2 separate regions of the Mus musculus genome follow, and region 2 is linked to region 1. Evidence: chromatin loops called from intact Hi-C (ENCODE). Cell type or tissue: heart. All regions are shown on one strand. Links, peaks and the distances in the headings refer to the core of each region. The heading gives the core; the rest is flanking DNA. Region 1 overlaps Stat2 (signal transducer and activator of transcription 2). Region 2 overlaps Baz2a (bromodomain adjacent to zinc finger domain, 2A).

The links. Hi-C counts contacts between places; a loop is a spot of excess contacts. Peaks named below come from ENCODE experiments on the same cell type or tissue, not always from the same donor. Only the 100,000 strongest peaks of a DNase experiment are listed, where the experiment ranks them.
Region 2: it touches region 1 in a loop (2.0-fold over the local background); 1 of 42 quality-filtered maps calls a loop at or near these places.

What each region holds. Positions count from the first base shown.
Region 1 is chr10:128,288,429-128,293,800 of GRCm38, reverse strand. Stat2 (signal transducer and activator of transcription 2) reads right to left here. Exons shown (of 24, transcript NM_019963.2): 23 at 2,771-3,297; 24 at 948-2,573. The coding sequence ends at 2,428. Among named protein-coding and RNA genes, the nearest start is that of Il23a, 7.0 kb to the left of the region's middle. In heart, for the core only: no CTCF peak of the experiment used is centred there; a DNase peak (open chromatin) is centred at 2,900.
Region 2 is chr10:128,112,305-128,117,676 of GRCm38, reverse strand. Baz2a (bromodomain adjacent to zinc finger domain, 2A) reads right to left here. Exons shown (of 30, transcript NM_054078.2): 5 at 4,910-5,095; 6 at 3,996-4,214; 7 at 2,894-3,343; 8 at 2,592-2,652; 9 at 1,508-1,616; 10 at 1,270-1,371; 11 at 920-1,130. Among named protein-coding and RNA genes, the nearest start is that of Gm51821, 11 kb to the left of the region's middle. In heart, for the core only: no CTCF peak of the experiment used is centred there; no DNase peak of the experiment used is centred there.

The DNA of each region.
Region 1 (5,372 bases), core at 53-5,052:
CAGGTGTTTGACGCTACATCCTGTTTATTTCCTTTATTTTCCCATGGCCTGGACACCAAAGGACATACATTTTGCCAGTGGGATACACCTGGATCCCAGTGCTCGGGTGACTGAGGCAGGTAGATTGTGAGTTTGTTGTAACCTGTACCATAGAGTGGCCTCCTTTCTACAAAAGCCCAGCCACCTACCCACCAACCAAAGCTCTGATTGTGGTGGCATTACAAATGCCAGTGCCAGAGAGGCAAAGAGAGAAATAGTACTGTGAGTTCAAGGCTAGCCTACTGTATACAGGTTCCAGGCCATCAAGGATTACATAGAGAAAAATCTTGTCAAAACAAAACAAACCAAAAATTGAAAAGTGAACATGTGGCATACAGTCAGATTCAGGGTTTTTTGGTTTTTTAAAATTTTTGTTTTGTTTTAAAGACTGGTTTTCTTTGTGTAACAGCCCCAGCAGTTCTGAAACTCTCTTTGTAGACCAGGCTGGCCTAGAATTAACAGAGATCCATCTGTCTCTGCCTCTCAAGTGCTAAGATTAAACCATGCCTGGATCATGTTCATTTTATATTTTAGAGACTCTTGTATCTGAGACTGTCCTGAAACTCAGTATGTACCCTATGCTGAGCCTTCAACTCCTCAGCCTGCCTCTACCTCCCAGACACTGGGATTGTAGGCACTGGCCTGGGCAGATTCAGGTTTATGTCTTGGCTTTGCCACCTACTCAGTAATAATGAAGCTGTATGCCTGTCCCTTCTCTACCTCGACAGTCCAAGGGACATAAACTGCTGTGTCAAACAGGGGAAGGAAGGAATGACAAGAGGAATGTCCTGGGGTGGGTTTGAGAGAAGCCCCAGTTGATGACCTAATGCCTGTACCTTGCTGGCCTTTCTGTCTCTAAGGAATGACTTTCAGGAACAGAGTTTAGAGAAGGCACACTCTCACAGTATCTTTGTTGTTGTTTTAACAAAAGTTTATTATGACGTACGAAGGACTTCAGGACAACAGTTCTTTCTAACTATTCAGAGCTTGGTGAGAGATGGTACAGCAGAGAACCAGGGACTTACAAAGGAGCAGAAAGAAGCAGTGCCATTCTCTTGGTCCCACTATGCTGTTGTGCCTTGGTTTTGCTGAATTTCTTAATTTCACCTGTTGGCCGGGCACCTTTTTCTCACGACTTTTGCTTCTGGCTCCTTGAGCTTCTGCTCCTGTGTGTATCTTCTTTGTCTGCCTCCTTGGTTCTTGGTTGGCTCGTGCCGCCTTTGAGGCTGGGCATGGCACTGCTGTCCCCTGTCCCAGTTATTATTAACCCCTTCCTGGACTGTTCTGATGCGCCGTTAGAGAACGGCCACAGTGCAGGTCCTCACATTCGTTTCCCACAAGTTGTACCACAAGCACACCGTAGAGCAGCGGCAAGGCAATTGCCTCCTGGGTTCCCCAACAATGGCTAAGGCATAAAGATGTCTGATAAACCTTCAAGGTTCTGAGACCCAAGGAACCTGGTCCTTGCCTAGGTCACTCCTAAGGAACAGAAGTTTTGGGTTTTTTTTTTTCCTTTCATGTTAACAAAACACTGTGCAAAAGAAATGATGCCCTCTTATTCATAAAATAATAAAATAGCTAAGTTCTCTTCAAGCTCTCAGCTCTACTGAGTACTATAAGGAGTAATTCCCAAGTGCTCAGAAACCATTCAAACCTCCAGGAGTGATTCTCTCAAGCGCTGGGGGAGGTAGAGACGGCATGGCCTAGAGCAGCAGAGCTTCACATCTTCATGAGAGTGTCAGGATTACTTTGTAGGTGGGGAATTGATCATGGCAAGGGAGCTGCTAGCATGAATTCTGTTTTACATGGTGGGCTGAAGCAGACAGCGCTCAGCCTCTATAGGAAGAGAAGGAAATTTATAGAACTGGAGTCAGGAGCGAAGGGAGTACACCTGAGGTAACTGGAAGAGAGAACTGAAGGGCCCAGGTATGGCTCAGGGCCACCGTGGTTGCCTACCACGGGCAGGGCTCTGGGTTTGACAGGACCCAGGGTAGCAATGGAGGAGGAAGAACAGAATTCCATTCATGTCTGAACTCCCCACAAAGGCCCGATGCTGCTTTGCACCAACTTAGCCAATTATCAAAACATTAAAGTCGTTCCAACCTGAAAGACACCACTGCCCCAGACCCTCTAAGGACCTCGCAAATGTCCTGACCAGCCCTCAAGACCCCTGCGTCTCCCAGCATGGTAGGTAGCCTCAGGATCCTAGAAAGATTATGGCCAGTGTCTGTTCTGACTCTTTGGTGCACCTTCAAAACCATGTTAGGCTTTTACCTCTTATTCCAAAGTTCATGTAAACCAGCTTAGAAGACCCCGATCCCCACTGTCGGAAGCAACATCTTGATGTTGGAGTTAGGAGGAACAAAACAGAAACATAGCTCCTAGTCCTCAGAAGGTATCAAGAGTCCATCCCAAGAGTCCATCCGCATCAAAATGGCTGTGGTAGGGTATGGAAGTCTCATCTCCACTGCTCTCGCCAGCCAACATTGGGTTTTCGTTGGTTGTGATGTATTCAGTACTCGGGTTGCTTAATTCTAGAGGACACAGAGAGAAACATCAGGCCCTGATACAAGTTAGAAGCTCCCAACTTTCTGGGGCTGAAGGGACTCTGGGGAAATGAAGGCCCAGGGTAGGACAGGGGAGGCCCTTGCATTTCCTATCAAAAGGAATCGCCAGGAGATGAAGGAGGAGTTTGGGGCTCACGTTTTGGCAATGGTGAGAGATCACTTACTTTTCAGATCCTCCACGCTAATCTGCTGCAGGTCCTCAGGCAAATCTGACTCTGATGGCTGCTGCAGCAAGTGTGCTGGCTCCAGCTGGACTTGTGGGGCTAGCTCCAGCAGGACTTGTGGGGCTGGCTCCAGCAGGACTTGTGGGGCTAGCTCCAGCAGGACTTGTGGGGCTGGCTCCAGCTGGACTTGTGGGGCTGGCTCCAGCAGGACTTGTGGGGCTGGCTCCAGCAGGACTTGTGGGGCTGGCTCCAGCAGGACTTGTGGGGCTGGCTCCAGCAGGACTTGTGGGGCTGGCTCCAGCGGGACTTGTGGGGCTGGCTCCAGCAGGACTTGTGGGGCTGGCTCCAGCAGGACTTGTGGGGCTGTACTCAGTATGGGGTCCACTTTCAGCTCTGTGCCCAGAACCAGCCCAGTCTGCATCATCAATGGCAACTCCTGGTCGTGTGCTAACAAGAGCTCTGCATTCACTTCTAAGGACTCTGAATCCTGTTTGAGCTCCAGAGGCTGCTGCAGCTCGTCCACCTGTCTAGGTGTACAAGGACAGACAATGGGACAAGACTCAGTGGGTGAAATAAAGTGAGGACCATAGAGCAAGCGGGGGCTGTATGTCTAGCCTAAGAAAATGTTAAGGAGCTAGGTGTGCTGTGCACACCTTTAATCCCAGAACTCAGGAGGAGGCAGGCTGAGCTCTCTGAGTTTGAGACTAGTCTACATAGTGAGATTCCCTGCCGGGGTGGTGGTGGTGGGAAACAAAGGGGTAAAGACCATGGGCTTTATCATAAGATTTTAGGAGACAGAGTCTCATGTAGCAGAGGCTGGCCTTCAAATCTCTACATAGGCAAGGCTAGACTGGAACTTCTGCCTTCCACTTCCCAAGCACTGGCATTAGAGGCACTAGCCACATCTGGCCTTGAAACCAGGCTTGTTAGGATTTGAATCCTCTCATTTAGTGATTGGGTAAATCTCAGATTATTATTTACAGGTTTTGAATTTCAGTTTTCATTTTCTGTGCACAAGTATTTTGCTTGTGCGTATGTATGTATACCACATGCATACCTGATACATGTGGGGGCCAGAAGAGAGGGTCAGATCCCCTGATGTTCCGTGGTTGTAAGCCACCTTGTGGGTGCCGAGTACTGAACCCAGGTGCTAGTCGAGGAACAGCCAGCTGCTCTTAACTGCTGAGCTGCCTCTCTAGCCCCAAGACTGTCACATAAGTGGGAACAACTACACGTAATAGATGCAAGAGGATGGTTAAAAGCAGAATTCTAAGCCGGGCGTGGTGGCACATGCCTTTAATCCCAGCACTCGGAAGGCATAGGCAGGTGGATTTCTGAGTTGAAGGCCAGCCTGGTCTACAAAATGAGTTCTAGGACAGCCAGGGCTATACAGAGAAACCCTGTCTCAAAAAAAAAAAAAAAAAAGAAAAAAAAAGAAAAAAGAAAAAAAAAAAGCAGAATTCTAGATATCATCCAAAATGATTTATAGATTTAATGCAATTTCTACCAAATGCCACTCTCCCCAGGAACAAACTTTATATGCACTCACAAAAAACCCTTAGTACAGCTGGAGGCTGGGCATGGTGACACATGTCTGTCATTCCAGCCCTTGGGAGGAAGAGGCAGGAGAATCAGATATTCAAAGATAGCCCTACAGCCATATAGTGTGTTTGAGATATATGAGACCCTGTTTCAAAACAACAGCTCACATAATAAAATAATACTAAGATATAGTAACCAAAATAGTACGGTACCAACATAAAATCAGACATATGGGCCAAGGAAACAGAATGTAGACCCAGAAATAAATCCATGAATCTAGAGCTAATTTTTTAATGAAGGTGACAAATATATACACACCACACACACACACACACACACACACACACACACGCACGCACGCACGCACGCGCGCACACACACACACACACACACACACACACACACGCACGCACACATACACACACAGAGTACAGTTTCCTCAATATACTGGAAATCCATCTGCAGAAGAATTAAACTAGATATGTATAATCTGCCACATATAAAAATCATGAAGCCAGAAAAATGGCTCATGAGGTAAAGGCAGCTACTACTAAACCCAACAATTCAAGTCCAATCCCAAGACCCACACCATAGAAAGTAGGAACCAACTCTTGCCAATTGTTCACTGACCTTTATACATGGGTTGTGGTACGCATACACATGTGTACACATACATACACACGTACAGAAATAAACAGGACTTAAAAATCAACACAGGGGGCTAGAGAGAAGGCTCGGGTATTGAGAGTGCACACTGAGTGGCATAACGTACGTAACATAAGTGCAGAGGACTCATGTTCAGTTCCCAGCACCCCTGTAAGGAGATTCACAACTGCCTGTAAGTCCAGCTCCAGGACCCCGGTCCTCTCAGAGCAGAGGACTCTGGTCCCATGGGTGCCTACCCGCCTATGTACATACCCCCCCACACACACACTGGTCCCACAGGTGCCTACACTCCTATGTACACCCCCCCACACACATATACATAATTAAAAAATACCTCTCACGCAGGGCATGGTGTCACACACACTTTTAATCTCAGCACCCGGGAGACAGAGGC
Region 2 (5,372 bases), core at 325-5,324, 180 kb after region 1:
TTAATCCCAATGCTTGGGAGGCAGGAGCAGGCAGATATCCGAGTTCAAGGTTACTCCTGCCTACAGAGTGAGACAGCCAGGGCTACATAGAGAAACCCAGGGGCTAGAGAGATGCTCAGCTGTGAAGAACTCTTACTGCTCTTGCAAAGAACCTGGATTCAGCTCGCAGCTCACAACCAACTTTAACTCTAGTTCTAGGGGGTCTGACACCCTCATATGGCCTTCACAGGTACCCACGTGGTGCCTATGTGCAAAACATTTACATACATAAAATAAACCTTTTGAAAAAAATGAGATATTCTGAGATTGGGGTTTTAGCATTTGTAGAGGACTTGCTAGAAGAATGTTCAAAGTCCTAGGGTTGGTCCCCAACATGGGGGAGAAAAAAGATGCAACCAGATTAAAGAGCTAAAACTGTGTGAATGGAATTAAAAAGACCATTTCATATTCTGTACACTGCATAGTACAAGCATTTTTAAGAAAGGGTTATTTTAAAAAATCAGACATTTTCCCATTTATCTATCCCACTAAAATAGTGCTCCAACAATCTTTAGGATTCAGGTGTGATTTGAAGTCTCTACAATAAAAAAAATCACAGGAATTATATGAATAAATTCAGTCTATGCAAAGAGCTGAAAGACAAAATAAACCATGGCAGCCTTCTCGTTTGGCCATTACTATATGTGAGAATAACCCACAGCTTAGTTTTCTAGTAAACACAACTCAAAAGGAAGAAAATGCCTTGGGGGGGGTGGAGAACAAAAAATAAAAACCACAAAGAGATGGGGTTCTACTCATGCCTTCCAAGGGGCAAGAATGGATTTAGGTTTGTCAGACCTTCCGGGGAAGATCAGTTATCAGCAATTCAGCAATACCTCCTGAAGGGAGCACAATATCTGAGCTACAAGTAACACTGTACCTTGGGTTTCCAGTTTCTTTGGAAGTCGGTTATCTGTTTTATTCAACAGCTCAGGCATTTTGATCTTAGGAGGCCGACCTCGGCCCCGCTTCACTTTGGGAACTTCCTTGTTCTTAGCCTTCTCATTGTTTCGAGGTCGGCCTCGTTTGCCAGTGATTGCTTGAATTCTGGAAGGAATCTCCTCTGCTGATAACTGGACCCACTGCAAGCCCTAAAGGAAGAGCGACACTGAGTTATGAGAAGACAGTGGCCTGCAAAGCCCTCTGAAGTATCCCAGACCCCTTGAGCCACCTAACTCCACGAAAGGAAGCTATAATTTTTTCCCAACTATTTAATCCTCAGGCCAGCACCTCTGGTGTATCTCTTTCTTCAAAGAAATCTCCAACAGGCATGCGGGGACTGAAGCTGAAGTGCTCACGGCGGACACTGTGCACCACATTTCGGCTCAGGTACTGAGAGGAAAAGTAAATAGCATTAGTAAGTCATAGTCATTCCAAGGCTTTGGCAGTAACAGCACACGCAGAACAGGCCCCAGAGGAGACAATGCTACCCTGTTCTCCTGGGACCCAAGAAAAGGCTTGCTATTACCTTGATAACTTCTGGAAATTGCTTCATTCTCTTCCCACAGGGGCCATAGTACCAAGTCTCCCCCTGCCACCGATGGCTGCCCTTCTTGATGCGCACTTCTCTTCGCCACCTGCCAGAGAAGCACATGGGCCCTGCCACCAGGTCACACCCCTACCCACTCCCATGCCACCCAGGAGCCAAGCCCACTGAGCAGACTCCCCCTCCAGCTGTCTCACTAGCCCTGCATGCAGACAGTCCTACACAGTCCTGCATACAGAAACAGCACAGCACACAAGCTTGATAAACAGGCTCACAGTGCTTGAGCTGAAGCAAGTACTTCAGAGGAAACACTGCACTAAATGGCAAACATGTACAAAGATTCCCCACCCTCCTTTTTATAAAGCTACTGAAAGGAGCAGCTGGAAACTAACTGCCCTGGCTCAGAACAACGTGTAAGAGTAGGCGCGTAGAGGCCGACATCATGGAATAACTAAGGAGGCGAGGTCGTATGACTATGTTCTGAGCAGTGTAGTATAAAACTCAGCCTTACTTCTGTCTTAAATATTGCAGTTGCACGAAGACTTGGTAGCATCAAGTAGCCTAGAAAATGTAGGCCTCTGACAACAGCTGGGTTGGTCACCAAAATTACTGTTTTAGACCTTAACTCCACAGAGAGCATTCCAACAGAAATCACTGCCACAGAACCACCCAGTTCACTGGTAGGAAGCCTCTCTCCCTTAACTGCTGTCCCGCTCTATGGAAACAGTTCTATGTAGCTCCTTTGGATACTTGGGCCTTAGTCCGAAAAAGGATCAAGACCAAGGATGAACAAAGAATGTGAGAGACAGACCCTAAGAAGAGAGAACTGGTCTGGAGCGATAACCCTGCAGTTAGGAGCATTTGCTGCTCTTCCAGGAGTTCCACACCCTCCGTACTGTCCTGTAGTCCACTCCTGTCCTGCCCAGTCCTGCACCCTCCATACTGTCCTGTAGTCCACTCCTGTCCAGCCCAGTCCTCTCCCACCAAGATGAAGAGAGGAGCTCCTCTCTTCCTATCATTCGTGAGCTTCTTGAGGTCAATGTGTGTAGCCATCTAGAGCATTTACCCATGCTGGAGGGGAAGACGAACTTCTTCTGGGGTAGCAATACGTCTCTTCAGTACATCACCTAGAGGACAAGACCAGAGACATCAAGATAAGAAGTCAAGCAAAGTTACAGGATAAAGCACTTGGAGGCAGAGGCAGACACATCTCTTTGAATTGGAAGCCACCTTGGTTTACATAGCAAGTTCCAGGCTAGTCAAGGCTACATACTGAGACACTGTATCAAAAAACAAAAGGATGGGCACCATATGTGACATGTGCTTCTGTAGAGAACAGGCAGGTGGGAGCAGAGTGTGGACACTCACCACTACCAGAGACTGCAACTGCTCCTCCAGTCGTCTCTTCTCGATCAGCACGCGCTTTAGGAGCACTGCTGACATTTTTCCTTGCTGGGGAGACAGTCTGGAAGGCAGCTGCTGGAGAAGGTTCAGGGGAACCTTGAGGAGAAGTTACTGGAGTTGTCATAGAGGCTTCCAAAGAGATGGCTGGCAGAGCAGGTGAGGAAGCTGGAGAGACTGCTACAAAGACTTCAGGAGGGACAGGCGAGGATGCTACTGGAGAGACAGCTGGAGAGATTTCTGCAGATGCTGTCAAGGAGGCTGCTGGGGAGGCTGTTGGTGAAACTGCTGGATGTAGTTGAGTACTAGGTGGCTGGTCAGGAGCTGGCTCAGTCAGGGGACGTTGGAAGTTTGAAGACTGGGTCTCTATTTCTTCCTGTTCAGAGTCACTGCAACTGTTCAGTCCAAAGCTGTTATCTACAAGCAAACAACAGTATAAATAAAATTGAATTTAAACACTCAAACTTGCACTATGGTAAACATGGTTATTTTAAGGTCTTTTAGTGAGAAAAGTCAGCACCCACAAGTGGGTGACTCACAACCTTCTGGAACTCCAGTCCCAATTGGTCTAGCTGGAGACACCCTCCTTCTTGTGGTCTCCAAGGACACCAATGCATACACGATACATAGATATACAGACATAGGAACACTCATACAAACAAAATTAAGTTTTTTTTTCTTCTTTTTTAAATATTTATTTATTATATGTCCACCATGTGGTTGCTGGGATTTGAACTCTGGACCTTCGGAAGAGCAGTCGGGTACTCTTACCCACTGAGTCATCTCACCAGCCCCCAAAATTAAGTTTTAACAAAGCAGCGCTGGCTCTTTCCTTCTCCTGAAGCTTGAAAGGCCTCTGGCCTTTTTCCTTGACAACTTCCAAGTCTCTCAAGTTCTCTACAGGGCAAAGTACCATGGTCAATGCCTTTTTATTCCCACTAGACACCATCTCATAGTCTGTCAGCAAGGTACAGCTTCATACTTCCCAGTTTAAGGGCTTAATTATGGAACCCATTCTCTCACTGTTTTTGCAACTCTATGTATATGTCCTACCCCTCTCGTCACTTACCTTGCAAGACAGACTCCCCTAAGACAGGTGGGGAGGTAGGGCTGACAAAGATGGAGGCTGATGTCTGGCTGTCGTCTGCCAGGAGACTGAAGGCATTAGCATTACTGAGAGCAGGGCAATCGAGGGCAGAGATCACAGGGTTGCCCTCCAGAGGCAACTTGTCTTCTGCACCCATCAGCTCCGCATCATCTATACCATAAAGACTGCCACTCACTGGCTCTGCTTATGGGGGTGAAAGAAAATTCAAAAAGCAGAATATTAAGAATTAAGTTAGAAAGTCAGATTTTCCTAAGGCCCCCCCAAATATTCTACTTTCTAGTGTATGAATTGGGGAGTTGGGGGAAAAAAAAACAAAGAAAGAAAGGGTCTCTAGTTCAGACTAACTTGAAACTCACTATGTAGTTCAGGATCATGTCAAAGTCACAACTCTGCTATGTCAGCTACCCTACCATGCAATACATTAATATAAATTAGGGGAAACATATAGCCCTCTTAAAGCAAAGTCAGGAGACTGTGAAAATGAAGGCAAAGATACTGTGTATCTACCCCATAGATCCTTGTAGAAACCTAACATCATTTATTTATCATAAAATAGACCTTGTTTTTATATTTAATTGGCAAATTTTTCTATTTAGTTAAAACCTAAATAATCCAACTGTGTGTTAGTTATAGCCTATTCAGTGAATTATTGCAGCCAAGGGCTCTTGGCCAACTAGAAGACAGAAAGAGCCTGGGAAGTGGACCAAAGTGAGTAAAGTTGGCCCAGGCAGCAGTGTACATAGACTATGGCTTACTAAAGGTTCACCAACAAGCCCAATACCCCAGATTCCTTAAAACATTCCCTGGTTTTCTAACTTTTCCAAGTAACAGGTTGGCTCAGGCCAGCACAAAAGGGAACCCCCTGCAGAGCCCACCTGCTGCCAGAGAGTCAAAGGGCTCCAGGGAGTCTTCACTGAGAATTGGAGTGTCTTCCAGTTGATCAGGAAGATGTGAAGGATCATCTAGACAGCTCACTGTGGGATCAGGGACCAGGACGGAGACTTCTTGGTGTAAAGACTCCACAGAGGAGACAGAACCATTGTAGCCACACATCTTTAGTTCTAGGCATCAATCCCAGGAGAGACGGAAAGTCAAAGCTGAAACCTTCAATTTAGCTATATTAGGTGTTACAGTAGGTGTCCAGACAACTCTTTAATGAAGCTCACATATGTACATGGTATGGACTGCTCTGTCCTAAATGGCCCTCCTCCAGCCACACTGGTGCTCAAATCTGTTAAACATTCTCTCAATAAACTCTAACTGCTTTAAAAATAAGATGTTCATTCAATTCAATCAACCTTTATTTCTAGCTCTATGCTAGGAACAGATTGTATCCAG